Regions from separate parts of the Homo sapiens genome. Here all the other regions are linked to region 1. The links are chromatin loops, found by intact Hi-C in ENCODE. Cell type or tissue: natural killer cell. All regions are shown on one strand. Region 1 has its middle 120 kb from the start of ADO. Region 2 has its middle 35 kb from the start of EGR2. Region 3 has its middle 25 kb from the start of ADO.

Evidence for each region. A loop is a pair of places that touch in the nucleus more often than their neighbours do. Peaks named below come from ENCODE experiments on the same cell type or tissue, not always from the same donor. Only the 100,000 strongest peaks of a DNase experiment are listed, where the experiment ranks them.
Region 2: a loop joins it to region 1, with 7 times the contacts of the local background. A loop is called at or near these places in 2 of 110 quality-filtered maps.
Region 3: a loop joins it to region 1, with 8 times the contacts of the local background. A loop is called at or near these places in 7 of 110 quality-filtered maps.

What each region holds. Positions count from the first base shown.
Region 1 is chr10:62,677,402-62,685,401 of GRCh38, forward strand. No RefSeq gene overlaps it. Among named protein-coding and RNA genes, the nearest start is that of ADO, 120 kb to the right of the region's middle. RefSeq lists enhancers at 1-421, 422-921, 3,984-4,163. In natural killer cell, a CTCF peak has its summit at 4,254 (motif pointing left); a DNase peak (open chromatin) is centred at 4,120; H3K27ac peaks cover 1,115 bases.
Region 2 is chr10:62,847,185-62,855,184 of GRCh38, forward strand. No RefSeq gene overlaps it. Among named protein-coding and RNA genes, the nearest start is that of EGR2, 35 kb to the left of the region's middle. In natural killer cell, a CTCF peak has its summit at 4,600; DNase peaks (open chromatin) are centred at 4,457, 5,987, 6,367 and 6,707; H3K27ac peaks cover 1,539 bases.
Region 3 is chr10:62,775,519-62,783,518 of GRCh38, forward strand. No RefSeq gene overlaps it. Among named protein-coding and RNA genes, the nearest start is that of ADO, 25 kb to the right of the region's middle. In natural killer cell, no CTCF peak of the experiment used is centred here; a DNase peak (open chromatin) is centred at 4,123.

The DNA of each region.
Region 1 (8,000 bases):
TTTCTGTTTGTTAGTTTTCCTTCTAACAGACAGGACCCTCAGCTGCAGGTCTGTTGGAGTTTGCTAGAGGTCCACTCCAGACGCTGTTTGCCTGGGTAACAGCAGCGGTGGCTGCAGAACAGCGGATTTTCATGAACCATGAATGCTGCTGTCTGATCGTTCCTCTGGAAGTTTTGTCTCAGAGGAGTACCCGGTTGTGTGAGGTGTCAGTCTGCCCCTACTGGGGGGTGCCTCCCAGTTAGGCTGCTCGGGGGTCAGGGGTCAGGGACCCACTTGAGGAGGCAGTCTGCCCGTTCTCAGATCTCCAGCTGCGTGCTGGGAGAACCACTGCTCTCTTCAAAGCTGTCAGACAGGGACATTTAAGTCTGCAGAGGTTACTGCTGTCTTTTTGTTTGTCTGTGCCCTGCCCCCAGAGGTGGAGCCTACAGAGGCAGGCAGGCCTCCTTGAGCTGTGGTGGGCTCCACCCAGTTCGAGCTTCCCAGCTGCTTTGTTTACCTAAGCAAGCCTGGGCAATGGTGGGCGCCCCTCCCCCAGCCTCGCTGCCGCCTTGCAGTTTGATCTCAGACTGCTGTGCTAGCAATCCGCGAGATTCCGTGGGCGTAGGACCCTCTGAGCCAGGTGCGGGATATAATCTCCTGGTGCACCATTTTTTAAGCCCATCAGAAAAGTGCAGTATTAGGGCGGAAGTGACCCGATTTTCCAGGTGCCGTCTGTCATCCCTTTCTTTGACTAGGAAAGGGAACTCCCTGACCCCTTGCGCCTCGTGAGTGAGGCAATGCCTCGTCCTGCTTCGGCTCACACATGGTGCGCTGCACCCACTGTCCTGCGCCCACTGTCTGGCACTCCCCAGTGAGATGAACCTGGTACCTCAGATGGAAACACAGAAATCACCCGTCTTCTGCGTCGCTCATGCTGGGAGCTGTAGACCGGAGCTGTTCCTATTTGGCCATCTTGGCTAAATCTCCAAGTATGAATTTTTATATGTTCCTTTGACTTTCCATATGTTGTGTGCTATGCAAAAATAAAGTATCTCAGATGGAAATGCAGAAATCACCCATCTTCTGCGTCACTCACGCTGGGAGCCGTAGACCAGAGCTGTTCCTGTTCGACCATCTTGGCTCCTCCCTCAGTTTTTCACTCTTGTAAATAATTCTATGGTGGAGGTCTATGTGGCTGAAGCTGTCCAGCCAAGCTCCTCACACCCTCTCAGGCCCTCCTCCAAATCCTTTGCCATGCTGCAACTGGCAGGCCCACGACCTTGGAACATGGGGTTCCTTTGTCTGAGTCCCCTCCTCTTGCTCCAGTCACCAGCTAACTCATGCTGTCTCTCAGGTCTCAGATGAAATGCAGCTTCCTCTAGGGAGTCCAGGCCTTTCCACTGTTTGTGCTTCTAGACCCTACTTTGTTCCTTCATTGCATTTAACATAATTATGATGAATTAATTGGCCATGTAATTACTTATCTAATGATGATGTTCCCTACTAGACTATTAGCTTCATGAGGGCAGTGTCTTTGACTCCATTTTTCACTATGCTATCCCCAGAACCTAGCCAGAGCACTTCGTAAGAGTTCCTAAAATCTTTTCCATAAGGTTTTCAATTTACTTTGTCTTGATCCATCAGAGGAATCACTATATATGGCAGCTATAGCCTTATGAAATAGATTTCTTAACTAATAAGGCTTGAGAGTCAAAATTTTTCCTTGATCCATGGGCTGCAGAATGGATGCTGTATTATCACAGATGAAAACAACATTCATCTCCTTGGACTTTTCCATCATAGCTGTTGGGTGACCAGGTGCATTGTCAATGAGCAGTAATATTTTGAAAGGAATCTTTATTTCTGAGCAGTAGGACTCAATAGTGGGCTTCAAATAGTCAGTAAACCATGCTGTAAACAGATGTGTCGTCATCCAGGTTTTGTTGTTCCATTTATAGAGCACAGGCAGAGTAGATTTAGTATAATTCTTAACAGTCCTAAAATTTTCGGAATGGTAAATAAGCTTTGCTTCAACTTAAAGTCACCAGCTACATTAGCCCCTAACAGGAGAGTCAACTTGTCCTTTGAAGCTTTGAAGCTAGGCATTGACTTATCCTTTGTAGCCATAACAGTCCTACTTGTCATCCTCTTCCAATCTAAGGCTATTTTGTGTACATTGAAAAGATGTTGGTAAGTGAAGCCACTTTTATTAATGATCTCAGCTAGCTCTTCTGGATAACTTCCTGCAGCTTCTATATCAGCACTTGTTGCTTCACCTTGCACATTTATGTTATGGAGGTGGCTTCTTTCCTTAAAACCTCATGAACCAACCTCTGCTGGCTTCCAACTCTTCTTCTGCAGCTTTCTTACCTCTCTCAGCCTTTGCAGAATTAAAGAGAGTTAGGACATTGCTCTGGATTAGGCTTTGGTTTAAGGAAATGTTGGGGCTGGTCTGATCTTCTATCCAGAGCATTAAAACTTTGTCCATATCAGCGATAAGGATGTCTTGCTTTCTTATCACTGAAATGTTCACTAGAGAAGAACTTTTAATTTCCTCCAAGAACTTTTCATTTGCATTGGTGACCTGGCTAACTGGCACAAGAGGCCTAGCTTTTTGTTTATCTTGGTTTTCAACATGCCTTCCTCACTAAGCTTAATCATTTCTAGCTTTTGATTTCAAGTGAGAGACACACATTTCCTTTCACTTCAACACTCAGAGGCTATTATATGGCTAGTAATTAGCCAAATTTCAATATTTTTGTGTTTCAGGAAATAGGGAGGCCCAAAGAGAGAAAGATAGGTAGGAAAACTGCCAGTCAGTGGAGCAGTCAGAACACGCACCATATTTATCGATTAAGTTCACCATTTTATATGGGCATGATTTGCAGTGATCCAAAGCACTTATAATAGTAACATAGTGATATAAAAGATCACTGATCACAGATCACCATAACATATAATAATAATAATGAAAAGTTTGAAGTGTTGTGAGAATTACCAAAATGTGACACAGAGACATGAAGTGAGCTCATGTAGTTGGAAAAAAATGATGCCAGTAGGCTTGCTTGTTGCAGGGTTGCCACAAATCTCCAATTTGTTAAAAAACACAATATCTATAAAGCACAGTAAGGCAAAGTGCAATAAAACAGGGTATGCCTGCATGTGAATCAGAGGTAGAAGATACTTGGCCGGTTGCAGTAGCTCACGCCTGTAATCCCAGCACTTTGGGAGGCCAAGGTGGGCAGATCACTTGAGGACAGGAGTTGCAGACCAGCCTGGAAAATGTGGTGAAACTTTGTCTCTACTAAAAATACAAAACTTAGCCAGGCATGGGTGGTGCAAACCTGTAATCCAAGCTACTCGGGAGACTGAGGTAGAATCACTCGAACCCAGAAGGTGGAGGTTGCAATAAGCCGAGATCGCACCAGTGCACTCCAGCCTGGGCAACACAGCGATACTGTCTCAAAAAACCCTAAAAAGCAAAACCAAAAACAAACAAAAAATAAGAGATGAAGATTCTATTTCCAAGGTTGCCGCAAACTTTGTGATCTTGGGCACAGAGAAGCTGTGAATTCTAAAGTCCCTTTGAATTCTAAATTCTGCAACTCTGTGCATTGGGCAGTGGACAGAATGTGAACTTTGACATCAGAAAAACCTACTTTCAAAAATGTGCCTCACTGCTTTCTAGCTGATGGGTCTTATAGTTAAACTTTCTGATTTTAATTTCCTCATCAATAAAATTGGGCTAATAATATCTTCCTTGCTGTATTAGTATGAGAATTAATGCTAACACGTTGGACAATTCTTGGCATCAATTAAGGACAGCACTGGTGGTTCCCATGCTGGCCCTGCTGGTGGCCCAGCAGCAACTTCCTTCCATTGCCCATGTAAGCCAGTCTCACTATAGGAAATCTACACACACATTCACCACCAAGTAATGCCTCAGACACCCTCACACTCTTGAACTTTCCTATGACTATGATACATGCTTTTCAATCTATCTTAAGGTGACCTTCACTTGCACGGAAAGTCTGAAAATGTACAGTCAGAGTTGCGTAACTGTGAGGTTGGCCTATAAAGGAAGGAGCTTTTCTCTTCTTCCTTTAATTTTTTTTTTTTCATTCACTTGAGGCATTCCCCTTGTGGGCGTGTGATCTCCCCAATGGCAGCAATAGCTCAGGCAGCCACAACCACAGCCCTCAGCCCGCTGCAAGTGAGAGCGCAGAGCACCTGGCCTCCTACAGCCCGGAGCTCCAGCAGTTCCATCTGCTGGCCGCCAGAGCAAAGGCTCAAGGACCTCTAGGCTTGCCCTGAACAATGCACAGGGGGCAGCTGTCACTCCCTGGAGCAAACTTACTCTGGGGGAACCTCTGGTCAAATTCCAACAGTTGAGAATTCCAGAGATGCCAGGAGAGCCGAAGCAGTCAAATGACCCTCCACTCATCAGCACACACACTTATCTGTGGTCCAGGTAGGAAAGTGAAATGTTATCATCTGAGTGCACATCATGACACAGGAACCAGAAGACCATTTCAGAAATAGATTGATTCAGTCTTGTTACTCTGTGCATATACATATAAAACAAGAGCCACAGAAACAGGCTGCTTTCTGCCTGGTAGTCTTTAACTCTGGTCACACTTTAACATCACCAGGAAAGAAAAATAGGCAAAAAGACATGGTCAAATCTTACAATAGCCAACCCTTACATCAAGTTTACCCTGTGTCAGGCACTATGTAAGTACTTAGACTGCAAAACCCCAAAGAGTAGCTAATGACACTATCCTCATGTTACACATGAGAAATGGGAGTACTGAAGGGTTAAATAACTTGCTCAAGATCACATAGCTCATGAGGGGCAAAGACAGAGTTTGAATCCACCTAACAGTCTGATTTCAGACATCAAGCTCTAAACCACTGTGTTTCACAAAAGAAAAATTACAAAGAACTGAAAAACATATGAAAAGATGCTTAACCTCACCAGGGACCAAGAGAAGGCGTGGCAAAAAAAGACATGCTCAAATACTTGTAGAGTGTACATCAGCCCTTTTAGAAAGGTGATTTGTGAGTGTCTACCAAATGTAAACTATGAATTCGCCCTGGTCCAGGATTCCACTTCCAGTAATCTATGCTGCTGGAATACTCAAAAGCTTTGTGTACAAGGATGCCCACAGATGGCAATATCTTTGCAAAACCCTCTAGCCATCTCTGTATGTGACTCATGGTAAAGTACCTGGCTCTTCTTAGGTGCTCCAGAACTGCTTGCAAGAATATGCAACCAATAAATATTTATTTATCTAAATAATGATGTGTTGTCCAAGTACTTCAGTAATGCTACTAACAATTCAATAGTGAAAGTGTGATCACACCAAGCTTGGCAAAACTAAAAGGAACCACAAAAAGGCTCTTCTGTTCCAGGCTCTGTGGGGGAGGAAGATGGCCCCACTTGCTGCATTATCTGGGTCCCCCACTGGGGGGTCTGATGGAGTGCAGCCAATGGATGACACCAGCAGATGAGAGGGTAGGAGTGAGAGATGGAGTGTTCAGTCTCTGAAGCCCTTGAGTGTGCCATCTTTATTTGCCAAGACCCTAAGTCATTTGGTCTCATACTTTCATCCAGTGTACATCTGTGGAGGACCTATGGGGGTTACAAGCATGAGGAAGTCAGTCCCTTCCACCTGTCAGCTCAGGGGAGCAGCTATTCCATGGGCCCATGCAGGACCTTTTCTTTCAAATTCAGTGGGGGCTTTGCTCTTTCCTAAGTGACAATGAATTCAGATGGCAACACTTGGTTAACTTAGTTTTTGTTCAGGTGTCTGTCTCAGATAAATCTAAACCCAGTTAAAACCTCTCTATCTCTAGAAATCTCTTAAGAACTTCATCTCACAGGGCAAGTGCAGTGAGTTCAAAGAGGCTAAGGGGGAGTGAAGTGGAAGCAAACCTGCTTCTCCTTGAGTGTCCCCACCTCAGGGAAGGATACTTCCAACCATCTGGTCCCAAAACTGGAGCCCCAGAATCTCTCACTTTACCTCTCTAAACCTCTCTCTGGTCTATCCCCTCCCATGCATCTTCATTTCTACCACCTTGGTCCAGGCTCTTACCTTTTCTTGTTTGCAGTGGTCATAAGGAGTGGACTGTGACCTCATCTCTGCATTCCAGTCTGGCACAGTGTCTGGCATAAAGTGGGCCCTCGGAAAAGGTTGGTTGCATGAATCAAAGCCTGTCACTGTAGCCTCCCACCTTCCTTCCTTCCCCAGTCTATTGCCCACCGGACATGGTGAGATCTTTCTAAATCAGAGATATAGTTACATCATTACTTAAAGTCCTTCAATGTTTCCACCATGGCTTTTAGCCAGGGCTTGCCAACCTTTGTCTATAAAGAAACAAATAGTAGATATTTCAGGCTTTGTGGGCCCTACAGTTAGTTTCTATTGCAACTACTCAACTCTGTTGTTATTGTGTGAAAGCAGCCGTAGATGGTATATAATCAATGAGCTCAGCTGTGTTCCAATAAAACTTGATTCACAAAAACAGGCAGCAGGCTGAATTGGCCCAAGGGCCACAGTTTGCCACTCCTGCTCTAACAAGTATGTCCAAGCCTGTTGATGTGGCATCACAACCTGGATTCAGCCAGCCTGAGTCCTGACACTCCTATTTCACACTTTGCTCACCATCAATGCCACTTTTCTTCCAACCCTTCCCATGTGCTGTGTATTTTCAGGTATCTGTGACTTTACATTTGCTGTTCTCTTCTAGAATCCCTTCCGTCATCTATATGCCTATGAAACATTTATCTTACAAAGCCCCTTGCTTTGAAGGCTTCCCAACTACTCCCCCACTCCTGCTCCCAGAGACTAACCTCACCCTCTTTTTGTTGCCTTTGCACCTGCTTCCATTATTAGAGTTCCACCTAACTCAATCTTGTCATTACTTGTTGACATGTCTGTATCCAATTATGGAAGGGACAGGCCTGTTACAGAGCTGCTTAGGAAATGTCTGCTGATTGAGTTGAGATCAAGGTGCCCAGTTCTTGCCTGTTGCCCAAACATAACTATTTAGTGCCCCTTTTCACTCTCAGAAGCAACCCTATGGAAATGATAAATTATGTAGTTGCCCTACCTTTCTGCACTTTTGTATGGGTGGCTACCTGCTTAGCCTATGTGTGGGATCACAAGAGAAGGGTTCAGGATCTCCCTTCCCAGTGTTTACTCCCTTTCCTGTGTCAGCCAGCAGATAGGTGTCCCTGGTCTCCCCAGGCCCAGCACAGAACAGCTGCAGGCCAGGGCAGAGAGGTTGCCAATGCAGGTCCAGTTTTCTGTCTCCACTCAGCCCAATGAGATAGAGTCAATCAAGACACTGAGCACAGTAAGACTTGCAAGGAGGGTACAATCCCATGGTGACCAGTTAACTCTGCCCTATTCTATGACCACAGGATAACTCTAACTAAAGCCAGGGCAGGGGGGAGAAAGCAACGGGACGCCATGATCAGTGCGGGAAATCCTCAAAGCCCAGGCCCAAAGAGGGTCGGGCCACTTGTGGGGCCTTTATGCACAGAGAGAAAGTATCTCATTAGAGTGACCGTCCCTCTTCAACAGTAATAAGAGTAGCTCCTGGAAAAGGTGCTCAGGAGAAAGAAAGAGAAACACCAAATGACTTTTTCCCCCTACGCCTCCTCCACTTGTTTGACAAGCAGCCTGGTTGCCCTAGCCTCTTTCCTGAACTTCCTCTCTCCACCCCCGCATTTCAGACATGTCCATCTCTGTTCCCTGGGCCCCTCACAGGAATACGAAATTGTTACCCAGAAGTGGGGCTGTATAAGAAGCCCTTGCTTCTTTGAAAGCAGTCCCAAATCCGGGAGTGGTTCCCATAACTCTTGCAGCTCAGAAGTCAGAGCAAAAGGCAACTGAATGCATTTGCCAAAAAAGTCTCTTTCTGCATGTGAATCCCGAGTGCTATCTATATGGCAATCTTCACAAAACCGCCCTCCTGAAAGGTCAGCCTTATTATTTTCAAGAGAATTGAGC
Region 2 (8,000 bases), 170 kb after region 1:
TTCCAAGCAGAAGATTCTACAATTTAAGAGGTGTTTGCCATTTGCAGAGTAAGTTAAGGTCAGAGATTAACAGAGTGTCTGTCTAGTACTCATGAGAATATGTCCGGCCAACTTAATGGAAAAAGAGCAAGAGTATGGCAGTCTGGAAACAAACCCATCCCCCTGCTGCAGCCCTTATCTGTCAGACCCTGTTCAAATCTAAATCAAAATTGCATGTCAGCAAACACAAGGGTATCTAACCATGAAATGTCTTCTTTACTTGCTTGGTTTCTGTGATCATATTTGAGTGATAATTAGAAAATAATAATTAAATGCTTACCAAGTGAAGCCTTTTCAGAATGATACTGAAAATTGACCAGAATATCATTTGTCCTTCAATCAGTTTTCACCCTTGGCTTTGTCTGTTGAGTCAGTTAATTGGAGAACCACACTAAGGCCAAGGTTGGCTCAATCCCCATGTAAATGAGTTTCATAATGACAGTCTGTTCTTAAGGGGCTTAAATAAAAGGGTACACAGGATACACAATGCCTTGCCTTCTCCTAGAAAACTCAGACCTGGGTCCCACCTGTAGCAAATCTCACATTTTTGCACAGAAAGTCAGATCTAAAGCACATAAGTTTTCCTTGTGAAAATGCTTAAACACTCCCAAGATACAAGTCTTATGCTTGAATAATGAGACTATCCCCTCTGCCATGGGCTGAGTTGTGTCCCCTCAAAGTTCATATGTTGAAGTCCTCATCGTTAGTACCTCAGAATGTGATTATGTTTGGAGACAGATGTGGTTAAGTTAAAATGGGCCATTAGGGTGGGCCCTAATTCAGTATTGATCCAATACTGATACAATTCTGGTGTCCTTATAAAAGACAAAATTTGAACACACAGAGAGACACAAGGGATGCAAGCACACAGAGGAAAGATCATGTGAGGACACAGCAAGAAGGTGGCCATCTGCAAGCAAAGGAGAAAGGCCCAGGAGCTGACACCTGGATCATGGACTTCCAGCATCCAAAACTGTGAGAAACCAGACTTCTGTTATTTAAACCACCTAGTTTGTGGTATTTTGTTATGGTAGCCCAGCAATCTTGTTAAGGTGATTATACAAACCCCACAAAAAATTGTTACCTCTCCAAGTCCCCAGCTATGCCAATTGAATGCTCTGACCACTACATAGCACTTTCTGATTTGACTTTGCTCTTTGGGTCTAGAGACAATGGATTAAGAGCCTTAAATTTTGTAGTCCCTGACACCACCATTTTGTAACTCCTCCCCTATAGCCACACATCCATTCTTCTTGGAGGATGATCTATTGAGAATATAGCACTTTCCAGAAATGATAATTTAAAGTTCATCTGTGTGTCACATGGTGAGTAGGACAAACCAAACTCTACGCCAAGCAAGGATTATGCTACCTACAACGTAGGAGCTTCATTTGACTTCTTATAAAGGTTTCTCCCCCAATGAAATCATTGATTATTTCAAGAAAAAAAAGCAAATACCAAGTACCTGGCATATATCAGAGAAATATATCATTTTGAGATCAAGAATCTAAATTTTCTCTTTGGAAACTGTAGGAGAGGACAGAGACCACATCTTGCCCATCCTTGCAGTCTCAACTCTCGTGCTCTATGACTAGCATAGAGCTTTGCATGTAGAAGGTAACTTTTTTATTTGAATGTAGTGGATAAAGGAAAATGACAACTCTAAGAGAGTCTGGAAGGAGGATGGTGTCTGTTACAAATATGGATACAACAGCTATTTCAATCAAGCTGCGTGGCAGCACACCCACAGTGACATTCTGGAAGTAGAATCCAAATGCTTTTTTTGAACGTGGTATCTTGTGATTCTTCTTGGATAAGTATCCTATTATCAGGTTACGCCTGATCAAATTTACTCATGCAGCCTAGGTTTGTATATAACATTGTCTCTTCTCAACACTGAAGTCAAAGTAATGCTTTTTAACATATGGAATATAGTGTCACATCTTCACGCAAAACTCTGCAATTGCTCCCCATATCACTCAGGGTAAAGGCTTCCAGAACCCCCATGTTCTTCTTCCTCCTGTGTTCTACTTCTCACCCACTGGTTCACTCTCTCCAGCCTCCCTGGCCTCCTTGTTTGTCCTCAAACAAGACTGGCACATTCCCACCTTAGGGTCTTTGCACTCACCCTTCCCTCTTTCTGGGAACATTCCTCTCCAGATATCTGCTTGGCTAACTCCCTAACCTCCTTCAAGTCCTTTTCTAAATGTCACTGTCTCAGTGTGGCCCATCCTGAGTACACACTGGCATCTTCCTCCCTCATGCCAATTCAATCCCTAATTCCACCTTACCATGCTTTACTTTTCCTTTTTTTCACAGCACTTGTCATCTTCTAACATATTAAATCATCTACTGATTTATTATGTGTGTTGATTATTGCCTGTCTTCTCTCCACATAGAACAGAAGTCCACAGACTGGTACTGGTCAGTGGCCTGTTAGGAACAAGGCTACACAGCAGGAGGTGAGTGGCAGACAAGCAAGCGTTACTGCCTGAGCTCTGCCTCCTGTCAAATCAGCAGCAGCGTTAGATTCTCACAGGAGCATGAACCCTATTGTGAACTGTGCATGTGAGAGATCTAGGTTGCACGCTCCTTAGGAGAATCTGATGCCTGATGATCTGAAGGTGGAACAGTTTCATCCCAAAACCACCATCCCCAGCCCCCATCTGTGGAAAAATTGTCTTCCACAAAACCGGTCCCTCGTGCCAAAAATGTCGGGGACCGCTGACATAGAATGTACGCTCCATGAAGGCAAAGATGTTTGTTTTCTTCACTGATGTACCCCCATGCACCGAGAATGGTGGCTAGCACATAGTAGGTGCTTCATAGATATTTTTGAATGAACTAATAATATCTTATAGGAACTAGATGTTTATCTTCCCTAGGTTAAAATGACGAAGCTCAAGTTTACCCAACAGTGATTAAAAGCACACTAACATCTCTCATGGCCTTATTGCTATGCTGTGTAGAAATCTAGATGCAATGACAGATTTCTAGGACTAGTAACTCCAATATTTTATCAGAACACTTTATAATAAATAAATGCATCTCATGTTGTGGGCAGTGACCCCAAGATTATCAATGCCACCAGTGTAGTCACACTGGTGAAAAGTTTAGCCAAATGGTCGGGCATGTTGGCTCATGCCTGTAATCCCAGCACTTTGGGAGGCTGAAGCAGGTGGATCACTTGAGGTCAGGAGTTCGGGACCAGCCTGGCCAACATGGTGAAACCCTGTCTCTACTAAAAATACAAAAATTAGCCAGGTGTGGTGGTGCATGCCTGTAATCCCATCTACTTGGGAGGCTGAGGCAGGAGAATCACTTGAACCTGGGGGAGCGGAGGTGGCAGTGAGCTGAGATTGCGCCACTGCACTCCAGCCTCAGCAACAGAGCAAGACTCTGTCTCAAAAAACAAAACAAAACAAAACGAAAAAACACTTAGCCAAATAGATTGCTTAGTATCATAAAGTAAAAACAAATATGGAGTCGACCTTTTCCAAGTTTTGACTGTTCAAGGGATAGTCTGGGGTGACCTTAGCTATGACAAAAAAGAAAACCAGAACTTTTAGGGGCTTTTGAGATCCTGAAAGATCAAATGAGGAAATAGCTTTTTAACACACAGGACAGGAAACTTGTTGACTACCAGGCTATTTGGGGACAGACTTTCGGTAGAGATAACACCCAGATTTTCCTGGCTGCATCACTTCCTGGTTAATCTCATGGCATCTAATTCTTTGACCAGATTGTTCTTGCCAAGGCAAGGCTGAGACTTTAGACAACTCCCTTTGTCCTAGGGAAGAAGCAATTCCAACTGCAGCAATTCTTTTATGCCTTTATTCTCTGGGGAAGTGTAGAGACTGGTTCTCTCAGAAAAACCAACTAACCAACCAACTAAAAACAACAACAACAACAAAACCCATCCCTTAGGGGTATCTGATGATGTAAAGGTCATTGTTGCATTTTTCCCCCCAAACTCAAGCCATAGGGGAGTCAGGTATGGCAGAGCAAGAGAAACAAACCATTCAGTGGTACTAGGCCACAGCTGGTAGTTTATTATTACTTCACTGTCAAAGACACCCTTACATTGTCGATGAAGTATGTCATTCACCCTCAGAATATGCATAAGGAGAGAACGTTGCAAGCATTTGGCAAACAGAAAATTCCTCCCTTCTTCCTTCTCTCCCTCTGCCCCTTCCCTTCCTCCTTTCTTAAGAAGTCCTCACTAAGAGGTTGCTATTCCAGGCAGAGATACACAAACACCAGGTCTCTGACCTACAGAAGCTCCCCCTCTAGCAGATACAAATAACTCTATGACAGGGCAACAGATGCCAGGAAAGAGATGGGTGCAGAGTGCCTGGGAAGCACAGAGGACAAGAACATGAATTCTACCCAAGGAAGGCGCATCGACAAGTGCTTCCCATAGGAGGTGCTGTTTGAACTGTGTTTTAAAGTTAGGAGGCAGAGTTTGCCAGGCAGAAAAGAAATCAAAGCCACTTGATTTAAGTGGCTTATGCAGAAAGAAACCATTGAAATTGAGCTTTCTGTAGAGTGAGTCCATGGAGGATTGAAACAACTGGTCAACAAGGAAAGAAGTCAGCCAGAATGATTATTTGACCTTGGACAGATCAAAAAGGAAAATTGTTGGACTGACTTTTTTTTTTTTTTGCATATGTTGACAGATGGAGTCAAGTAGAATGGAAAAGTGATTTGGATAATGCAGTCAAACTCCAAATGATTCTTTTGGTCCTACCAACAGAACAATCAAGTTGTGAGATCTGTCTCCTGCCTTGTGTTTCCTATATGACATGTCTTCAGGAAGACAGTGGCCAGAGGATGGGCTCCAGGAACATGAGGTCTTCGGGTCTAGACACCAGTTGCTGAGTCCAGGAATGTTAGGGGTACCAGAACCTCATCACTTTCTCTATGAAACATATTCCAAGACCCAGGAGGAAGGGACCCTGAGTACATGAATTGTTTCTCCAAATAGGCAGAGAGCTCAAGAGAGAAGAGGTTGTCATTTAGTCTGATTATTTAGGGGATCATAGCAATTGAAAGGCAGAAATGACCTCAAATGCCATTCTAATCTGAGTTTTCATTTTACTCAGAGGAACCTGAGTCCCAGACACTTGCATGAGGTCCCATGAAGTCAGTGACAGAGATGAGACTAGAACAAAGTTATTTTCAGTTCTGAGGCACAGCTCTATTCAAGAAACTTCGCTTTACATTCTACCTCATGACTTTACTGCTATTCCTTTTTTTTTTTTTTTTTTTTTTTTGAGACAGAGTCTAGCTCTGTCACCCAGGCGCTGCAGTGCAGTGACACGATCTTGGCTCACTGCAACCTCCATCTCCTGGGTTCAAGTGCTTCTCCTGCCTCAGCCTCCTGAGTAGCTGGGATTACAGGTGTCCACCACTGTGCCCGGCAAATTTTTGTATTTTTAGTAGAGATGGGGTTTTGCCGTGTTGGCCAGGTTGGTCTCAAACTCCTGACCTCAGGTGATCCACCTGCCTTGGCCTCCCAAAATGCTGGGATTACAGGCGTGAGACACCGCACCCGGCCTGATATTCCATTTTCATGAGGAAAAGGAAGCAAGTGGGAATGAATTAAGATGAAACACCAGTATGTAGAGATGATATTCCAGTGAAGTCAGGATTTAAGGTGAAAACTCTGCCTGGTCAGGTTGATTCTTGGCAATATCTCAACTAGACACCATGCTGGAGACCAGCAGGGGCCCCCTCTCTGAGACAAATGCAACCAGCTTTCCTATCCAGTGTTGGGAAAATGCACTGCTTCTTTAGTTGAGCACAAAGTATTTGGCTTATACCTAGGGGCTGTGCTGGATAAAAAACACATATCTCATAAAATCACACCCAGGGTGGGTTGACTTCAGCTCTTGCAGGATTGAAAGCAGCAACCTCAGTTCCTCTGACCACACAGGAACCACAGTGCCCTCCTGCCCCTCTAGACAGTTCCACATTTTGCCTCAGTCAAATTTCACCTTTGCAAGATTTCCTGCAGAACCTCCCTAGAGTCAGTCTTTCCCCTCTCTGTGGCCTCATTACCCATAGTTTTAGATTCTGTTTCTAGTACTTCATCAAAGTATTTTAAAATATTTCCACATAATCAGAGCACTTAGAGTCATGTATATTTCCTTCTTTTTTGTCAAATATAGATCTTTATATTTTACAGCTTTATTGAGGTATAATTGACCAAAAAACTGTATAAATTTAAGCTGTGCATGTGACGTTTTGATGTACGTTGTGAAACAGTCACCACAATCAAGCTAATTAACACATCCGTCACTTCACATAGTCATCCTTGTGTGTGTTTGTGGAGAACACTTAAGATCGGTTCACTTAGCAAATTTCAAGTCTATAATACAGCGTTATTAACTATAGTCACCCTGCTGTACATTTGATCTTCAGAACTTTTCAGAGTCCTTTGTATTTCTAAAGCAGCCTTTGAATTTGGGAACGGAATAGAAACAGCATTGGACAGTAGTCAGAAGACTTGGATTCGAATGTGTATGGTTAGGGCCCAGATAAGAAACAGATGACATATTCAATGGAAACTAGTAAGTAAAAAGGGACTATGTAGCAAGGCATGAGCCAGGTTCAGCAGGCTGGAGTTAGCAACAACGGAAGCCTGGTCACTCCTGGGGTGAAAGGAACCACAGGATGGAGCTGCGGCTTTGGGTCGAAAAATGCAACCGCTACTGAATCACATCCCAGAAGGGAAGCTGTTGATGGAGTAAATACCCCAGCCTTGCCCTCTACTCATCCTCCAATCTCTTGCCTTTGCCTCCCACCCAGAAGGCTAGAGAACCTGATCCATGTAGTTTACAGAGCTGGCTGGCAAAGGGAGCCAGGCCAATAAAGATGATCCAGCACAGGCTGCAGCTGAATCACTTCAGACAAACCTCTCCACTCTCTGATCCTCAGGATTTGTATTAGTAAAAACAAGTGGGTTGATCATCAGGAAGTGTCTCTGCTGCCTTCCTGCCTAACGTCCAATGACGCTATGACTGTAGGTAAAATAATGCACACATATTGATTTTTTAGATTTCCAGGGGCAGATATTCTCAATAAACCAGGACATAACTGCTGCTGTTAAAATGCTTCTTGAAACAGAATATGTGGAAATAGAAAGTCATGTCTTTATAACATAATTCAATGCTTAATACATTTCTGAGAAAAACAAGCTAGTCATTATTCTTTACTTTAAAAAAAAGTTACTTTTTTCAGCCTTGTTTATGCAACATCCCAATGTATGTCTTGAAAAATTATTCAATTCTTTTTTTTTTTTTTTTTTTTTTTGATGGAGTCTCGCTCTGTCGCCAGGCTGGAGTGCAGTAGCACAATCTCGGCTCACTGCAAGCTCCACCTCCCGGGTTCAAGCAATTCTCCTGCCTCAGCCTCCTGAGTAGCTGGGACTACAGGGGCACACCACCACACCCAGTTAATTTTTGTAGTTTTAGTAGAGATTGGGTTTCACCATGTTGCCCAGGATGAGCTCAATCTCTTGACCACATGATCTGCCCACCTCAGCCTCCCATAGTGCTGGGATTACAGGCGTGAACCACCTTGCCTAGCCTATTCAATTCTTTTTTATGCCTAGGCCTTTGTTTAGACCCTTGGTCTCGAAATGACCTAGTCATCTTATCTAACCTATGTGGGGCTTCTTTTAATCATTTGTAATTTGAAAAAAGACAAAAGTCACCTGTCAAAGCATTCTTTGGTGCTGTGTGGGTCGGGAGGCACCCATTTCCAAATTCAGTAAGCAGGAACCCTCAAAGGTGGTGGAACTCTAAGAGGAATCTTAAGAAACCTTGGTGTCTCCCAACCAAGGGTCCCTCATTAGTAGCCTAGCTCTGGAAAGATGGGGACTGACCATCACAATTTTTCAGGTTTGTTTCTCTCTTACAACCAGTCTTCACAGAGCATGTTCTAGGCACCAGGAA
Region 3 (8,000 bases), 98 kb after region 1:
TCAGAAAACTCCACTTCAGTCATGGTTACAAAAGGCTCTGAGGCTCTTCAGGTTCACCACTGAAGGTTCTCTATTTCCCTTCAGCCACCCACAACCTGCCTACCCTGAAGCGTCTCACTGACTGACTCTAAGAGGGGGCCGCATACACTGCTCCTGAACACACAAGCAAAGGGGTGTTAGATGCTCGAAGGAGAAAGCCTATGGAAATAACAAAATCATTTGGCAGAGAAAAAGAGATCTATATATGACAAATTTGCTATAATTTGGGGCTTTTATTCTTATAAGTGAAGATATAACATGTCTTGTGCGCAAATTATATGGAAAGATGAAAAAGCTGTGAATACACAAAAATATATCCAGATAGAGATCTATTATAAATGAAAAATAGCATTTGGTCCTATTAAGTGGTTTATCATAAATTGTCTTTTCATAGAGAAGATTTAAAGTGTGGTTAAATGTCTAAAATGTCAACTGACACATATGCATGTATCTTTTTTTTCCCCAAAAACAAAGTTGTCATGCACGGCTGCACGCTTGTTATGGAAGAAAATTTTGCAAAATAAAATCATGTGTTGTCCTTACCCAGGACTCCCAGTGTTCAAACGCCACTCTGAGCGGGGCAGTGAGCTTGCAACTGATTCCCATGACTTCTCTGAATCTCATTTCGGGACCACTTTTTAAATGTTCACTCTCTCATTTTTACATGAGGACAGTACACTAAAGGGGCTCTAAATAAATACTATCTACCTTGGCATAAGAAAAATATACTGCAAACTTTTGTCCCAAGGTTTCATACCTACAGGGCCTTTGCAAGACAGCATCAAAAGGATTTAGGATCTGACTCCCAATTGAGTGAGGCCAACGACTTTATTTATATCTTCATGATATAATATTCCATGGGCTTCTTTTTTTTTTTAAGACAAAGTCTCTCTCTGTTAGCCAGGCTGGAGTGCAGTGGCACCATCTTAGCTCACTGCAACCTCTGCCTCCCGGGTTCAACCAATTCTCCTGCCTCAGCCTCCTGAGTAGCTGGGACTACAGGTGCGTGCCACCACGCCCAGCTAGTTTTTGTATTTTTAGTAGAGACGGGGTTTCGCCATGTTGGCCAGGCTGGTCTCGAACTCCTGACCTCAAGTGATCTAACTGTCTCAGCCTCCCAAAGTGCTGGGATTACAGGCGTGAGCCACTATGCCCGGCTAGTATTCCATGGACTTCTGAAACTAGTGATTTCTTATATTCACGTTTTAAAACTGTTTGTCTTAAACCAAAAACTTTGGACACTGAGTTTGTCAAAGATACTTAGAATCGAATAAGTAGGTTTTGAATATACAAAAATATATCCAGATATAGAGGTATTATAAATGGAAAGATAGTATTTGGTTCTATTAAGTGGTTTATCATAAATTATCTTTTCATAGAAAAGACTTAAATTGTGGACAGGCCAGGTTACCAAGAGAGCTGATTAGGTCCCATCTGTTCAGTGCCACCTTCAGATCCACAGGGTGGCTGAAGTCAGAGCCAATATAAATATAAAACAGAGGGAAAAAAAAAAAAAACTTGACTGGCTTCTAGTTAACAATGTTTTAACAACTGCTTTTTTCCTGAACAAATTAAAAAAAAAAAAAGTTCAGGTATTGTAGGTCAAGATGCTCTGGGAGGTTGATCGCAAAACACCACAGCTGGTCTTTACACAAATAGAACAAGACTTTTCCACCTAGAAAGGGGTCTAGGTAATACTTGGGGAAAGTATACATTTCCCCTAAGGATGCTGCTATTGCTTAAAACACTTGGAGAACTTCTCCTTCATAATTTCCTTTCAGAGCCTTAAGCACATTCTTTAGAATATTCTCAGTGGTGATGTACCTTTATAATTTAAATTTTTATTTCATTTAGGGGATGGGTGGGAAGATTTTAAAGGAAATGATGGGGAGATTTAAGTAGCCAACAATCTTTTGAAGGAAAACCCAATGAATAAAGTTGGTCAGTAAAAAAGGTTAGTGCTTTTTCACATCCATCTTATTCACCAAAAAGAACAGTTTTCAAATGGGAAAAGAAAGGCAGCTATCATTAAGAAGGCACTAAAATTTAAGACAGATTTTTTAATAATTGCTAATTTAAATGAGAAGAATTGCATCCCATGTGCCTCCCTGCAAAAGACAATGAAAACAAAAATGTTTCAGATGTAATCAGAGAACCATAGTCAGTGACATTTTAAAAATCAGGGAGAAAGACTAAGGATAGATCAAAGCCCCTAAGACTAAGATATAATCCTAAGACTAAGGATATTTCAGAGAGAAGGAACAGATTGGGAGAGGAAAAAATGGAATCCAGAAATTTCATGTTGTTTCTAGAAAAATTCTATGATAGGGTGTTAAAATATGACTCCAAATTATAGAATGCTAGATATAATTGAGTTCATAGTTTTCCAGATTTTTTTTTTAAATGGTGGGTAAAACAGACAAATTGACTTGCCTGAAGTGATAAAACTAAGCATCACAGGGAAATCCAAATAATCACCCAAGTTTACATCCTGATGCCTTCTTACAACACTTAAAAAATAAAATAATGATCACTAGAAAGAAGTGGGTTCAGAAAGAGACCAACAGAATCCACAAAGTCACAGCAAAGTCATCTTTAATAAGTGATTAAATAGGGAAACACCATAGAGTCAGTGTATCAGCATTCTAGCAAAGCATTTCATTCAGCATTGGGTGATATCCTTGCAGACAAGATGGGAAAATGCCACCAGGTGCTAGTAACAGCCAGGAGGATTTAGAATAGTTGGGTGGTTTAACAGTCATAGCAAACTTGTGGGTAGAGGCCACCTTCTGTGTGCAGCAAGGCTCTCATTGAAACATCTGTATTATGACTTTGGGGTAGAGATGGCAAGTATGTTTATCAAATCTATGTTATAATACTAAAAGAAAATTTGAAAAATTGACGTAGAATTCAACCACCACCATTATAAATTGTATATATACGCATATATATACACATACACATATGTAAACACATATATGTATAGATACATATACACACTCATATATGTATATGTGTATATAGGATGGAGGAAGCTGGCTTATAATGGTTCACATTAAAACAAATTTAAAAATAAACAACAGCAAATAATTCTTACTTGACCACAAATTCAATAGAAGCCACCAGGGCAGTATGGATACCAAAAAAAGCAAACAGTCTTAATCCGTATGAACAGATAGTGTCATTGTCCCCCCCACACTTTGGTGTAGGGGCTTCAGTGACTCCATCCAGAGGATTATGTTTCATTCCCAGCCCTAGGTTTCATGAAGAACCTCCACAAACTAAGTCAGCCCAGACAAGGGTGACCAGAACAATGAAAGCCAGAAACTTGAGAAGGGGAGAATCTGATATGCTTAGCTTGAGAAGAGAAAGCCTAGATGTTATAGGATGGTTGGTTGTCTTCAAATATTTGGAACAAGTCATGAGAAAGGGAGGGAAGGCATGTTGTATGTAAAAGGAAAGAACTCTGGCTGCATAATAGAAGAAGCCAGATTCATCTTCACATCAAGAACTTTCTTACCAGCCTTCCTGGCCAGCAAAAGGATGGATGGCTGCCTCGCCATGTGTGGTCAACAATGGGTGCTTCAGCACCACAAGGGCTCGAGGGAAGTTGGGTGACTATCGGTCAGGGAACCCCTGGGAGACATTCCTGCAGCTGGAATTAGAGGATAGATCAGATGCTTTCCAAGAGCCTTTTCCAAAGTTAGAGTTGGGTTTTGTTTCCAAGAGTTGTGACCATGAGGTTTTGAGAATGATTTTCTCTCACAGCTCATCTAGCATCTCTTTGGGTCATTTTCAAAATAGGCTAATCTTCTTCTTAAGATTTTTATTCATGAAATTCTCTTCCACAAATTAGAACTAACATCCTTTCCCATTTCCACAATGCCTCCTCCACTAATCCCATTAGCCTCTTTCTAGGATATAGAGATAACTGTAAACTTGGCCAGAGAGCCAGCTTCAGGTGTTATCTTCCTATATTTGTCTCCTTCCTGTTATTGTCTGTTTGTGGCTCTTTTAGATTCTGAATCTCCTTAATAAGCTGCTGGGTCTAAAATTGGCCCTTTGCCCAGAGTGGGGTTTCCCCAGCCTAGAGGTATGAAAAGACACTTCACACTCTGTGGCACGGGGGAAGTCCCAAGGCCCCCACAGAGCTAAACTATTTTATTTTAAATATTAAATAGAAAAGGAGCTTGATTAGTGGGTGTAGAAAAGAGGGGAATTTTCAGTTGTGAAATAGTGACTAGATTTTCAGTTGTGAAACAGTGACTATTTTAACAATAAAAGATCATGTCTCATCCTTGACTCACACATATACATCTGTTTGATCAATTTGCTCTTTTACCAACTCTCCAATATTCTACTAGCACCATCAGAATAAGCTGTTCAGCCTGTGCAACACAGAGAGACCTCATCTCCACAAAAACAAAAACAAAAACAAAAAACAACAAAAAAAAATTCGCCAGGTATGGTGGTGTGTGCCTGTAATCCCAGACACTCAGGAGGCTGAGGTGGGAGGATGGCTTGAGCCCAGGAGGTTGAGGGTGCAGTGAGCTATGATCGTGCCACTGCACTCCAGCCAGGGCTACATAGCGAGACTCCATCGTTAAAAAAAATAAAATTAAACAAATAAATAAATAAATAAATAAATAAGTAAAAGAAGCTGATCCAGAGGTACCAGAGTTACAACTAGATAACACGTTATCATCTGAACCAAACAGAAAATTTATGTTTACTTTTTGAAAATATTGAGAAAATCTCATTTGTAGTCAATGTCCAAGTGTTTCCCACATACCAAAGGCCTTAGACAAAGTTTTGTATAACTTTCATCCATTAACAACTCACTGGAAAATGCCAGCGAATTTGGGAGTAAATTCATTCACCTTCTATGGGTTAAAAATGGGACTCCTCAAGTCATCTGGACCCTTTAAAAAAATCTTCATAGCCTCCTTTAACAGACCAGTGGAGGAGAAAAAGCTGGGAGAGAGTCTATGTCTACTCAAGGCTATCACTACTGAGTCCAAGTGCATGGTAAAGATGAAAGAGAAACAGCTTGCATGGGTCTACTCATCCTATTAACCCACTGGGACAAAGATCTAGAGGCAGGTCACAGTGCTTAAAGACTAACAAAGGAAAGTTAAAGGAATTGGCAATGAGGAGATGGAGGAAGCAGGAGGTGGAAGACGTTCACTCTAAGCATCTGGATCCATAACTGGGCACTGAACTTTAAATTCCAAGCAAGGAGAAAGGAATGGGGTCCATACAGGTTAACCCTCAAAGGGCCCATAGCTTCCTCTTTGCTGTCCCATCCCCAGATTTGGAGCACGTGTGTAAATTGAGCCTACTGATATAACAATCTTGTCTGTCAGGGACCTCTCTGGTTCTTCCTATGTTATACCAGCAAGAAGGGATGGAGGGTTCTTTGAGGATGATCCACTGAGATGCTAATCCACAAAATAATAACCCCAGGAGATGGGTTAACAAAGAACAGAAGGTGTGAATCATCAATAAAAGTAAAAATTTATATTTAGTATACATTAAGAAGTATACCCCAAAACTAGTTTTTTTTAAGCTGCCAAGATTATTCCTGCCTGAGAACATCTGCCAGGAAAGTTCTACTCAGATCTTACCGTGGCCAACTCCTTGTTGCCCTTCAGGTTCCACTCAAGTGCTACAATCACAGAGAGGATTTCTTTGGTGTTCCAGACTAAAGCAGCCACCCAGTGGCTACTCTACTGTCCAGTTTATCGTTGTGTCACTCTTATTTTCCTCTCAGTACTTAGGGCTTTTTGCAAGATAATTATCTTCTTCCCTTGTTTCTTTTCTATTGTCTGCCCCTCCTTCTGGAATATGAACTCCATGCAGACAGGAATCTTGCTTGTCTTTTCACTGCTATATTCCTCACCCATAGGTACCATGGAATGCATGGAATGAGTGTTTAATACACATTTGTTGAATGAATGAATGACCAAATCAATGCTGGTAAGTTCTCAGTTCCTAATAATTCAGAACTAAGCAATTTTCTGGTTTTTAATTGAATATCTAACAGATTTTCTTGCGGGGAGAACTTCATTCCCCAATAATACCAGACAAATGGAGCATGTAAATAGGAAACCATATTGTCATTGAGATTTAAGCAATTTTACAAACAAAATTTCTTTCTAAGCACACGCTATTAGAGAAGACAGACTATGAATCACAATTGTAAAATAAAACTATCTATCACTTACTGTTTCTGACCCCTATACCACTACTCATCTTTCTCCTGACACCTAGGAAGCTGTTGTATGCAAAGGCCACCTCTTTATTTCACTGAGCATCTTTTTCACTTAGCTTCATTGTGTGAAATTATTTCTCTTTTATTCCTGCCCCAGAAATCTAAACAGAGTCCCAATCTTATATCCAGGAACAGCAGAAGACTGGTGCGATATAAAAGTATTACTCTCACTGGTGGCTGGCAAGATGGCCGAATAGGAACAGTTCTGGTCTGCAGCTTCCAGCGAGATCAACACAGAAGGTGAGTGATTTCTGCATTTCCAACTGAGGTACCCAGCTCATCTCATTGGGACTGGTTAGACAGTGAGTGCAGCCCACAGAGGGCAAGCCAAAGCAGGGTGGAATTTTGCCTTACCTAGGAAGTGCAAGGGGTTTGGGAACTCCCTCCCCTAGCCAAGGGAAGCTGTGAGGGACTGTGTCATGAGGAATGGTAGTCTGGCCCACATACTATGCTTTTCCCATGGTCTTTGCAACCTGTAGACCAGGAGATTCCCTCAGGTGCCTACACCACCAGGGCCCTGGGTTGCAAGCACAAAGCTGGGCAGCAGTTTGGGCAGACACCGAGCTAGCTGCAGGAGTTTTTTTTTTTTCATACTCCAGTGGCACCTGGAACACCAGTGAGACAGATCCGTTCATTCCCCTGGAAAGGGGGCTGAAGCCAGGGAGCCAAGTGGTCTAGTTCCGTGGATCCCACCTCCACAGAGCCCAGCAAGCTAAGATCCATTGGCTTGAAATTCTCACTGCCAGTACAGCAGTCTGAAGTTAACCTGGGATGCTCCAGCTTGGAGGGGGTAGGGTCATTCGCCATTACTGAGGGTTGAATAGGTGGTTTTCTCCCATAGTGTAAACAAAGCCCCTGGGAAGTTTGAACTGGGCGGAGCCCACCGCAGCTCAGCAAACCACTGTAGCCAGACTGCCTCTCTAGATTCCTCCTCTCTGGGCAGGGCATCTCTGAAAGAAAGGCAGCAGCCCCAGTCAGGAGCTTATAGATAAAACTCCCATCTCCCTGGGACAGAGCACCTACGGGAAGGGGTGGCTGTCGGTGCAGCTTCAGCAGACTTAAACGTTCCTGCCTGCTGGCTCTGAAGAGAGCAGTCAATCTCTCAGCACAGAGCTCCAGCTCTGCTAAGAGACAGAGTACCTCCTCAAGTGGATCCCTGACCCCCATGCCTCCTGACTGGGAGATACCTCCTAGCAGGGGTCAACAGACACCTCATACAGGAGAGCTCTGGCTGGCATCCGGCAGGTGCCCCTCTGGGACGAAGATTCCAGAGGAAGGAACAGGCAGCAATCTTTGCTGTTCTGCAGCCTCCGCTGGTAATACCCAGGCAAACAGGGTCTGGAGTGGACCTCCAGCAAACTCCAGCAAACCTGCAGGGAAGGGGTCTGACTATTAGAAGGAAAACCAACAAACAGAAAGGAATAGCATCAACATCAACAAAAAGGATGTCCACACAAATGCCCCATCTGAAGGTCACCAACATCAAAGACCAAAGGTAGACAAACCCACGAAGATCAGGAAAAACCAGCGCAAAAAGGCTGAAAATTTCAAAAACCAGAATGCCTCTTCTCCTCCAAAGGATCACAACTCCTTGCCAGCAAGGGAACAAAACTGGACTGAGAATGAGTTTGACGAACCGACAGAAGTAAGCTTCAGAAGGTGGGTAATAACAAACTCCTCCGAGCTA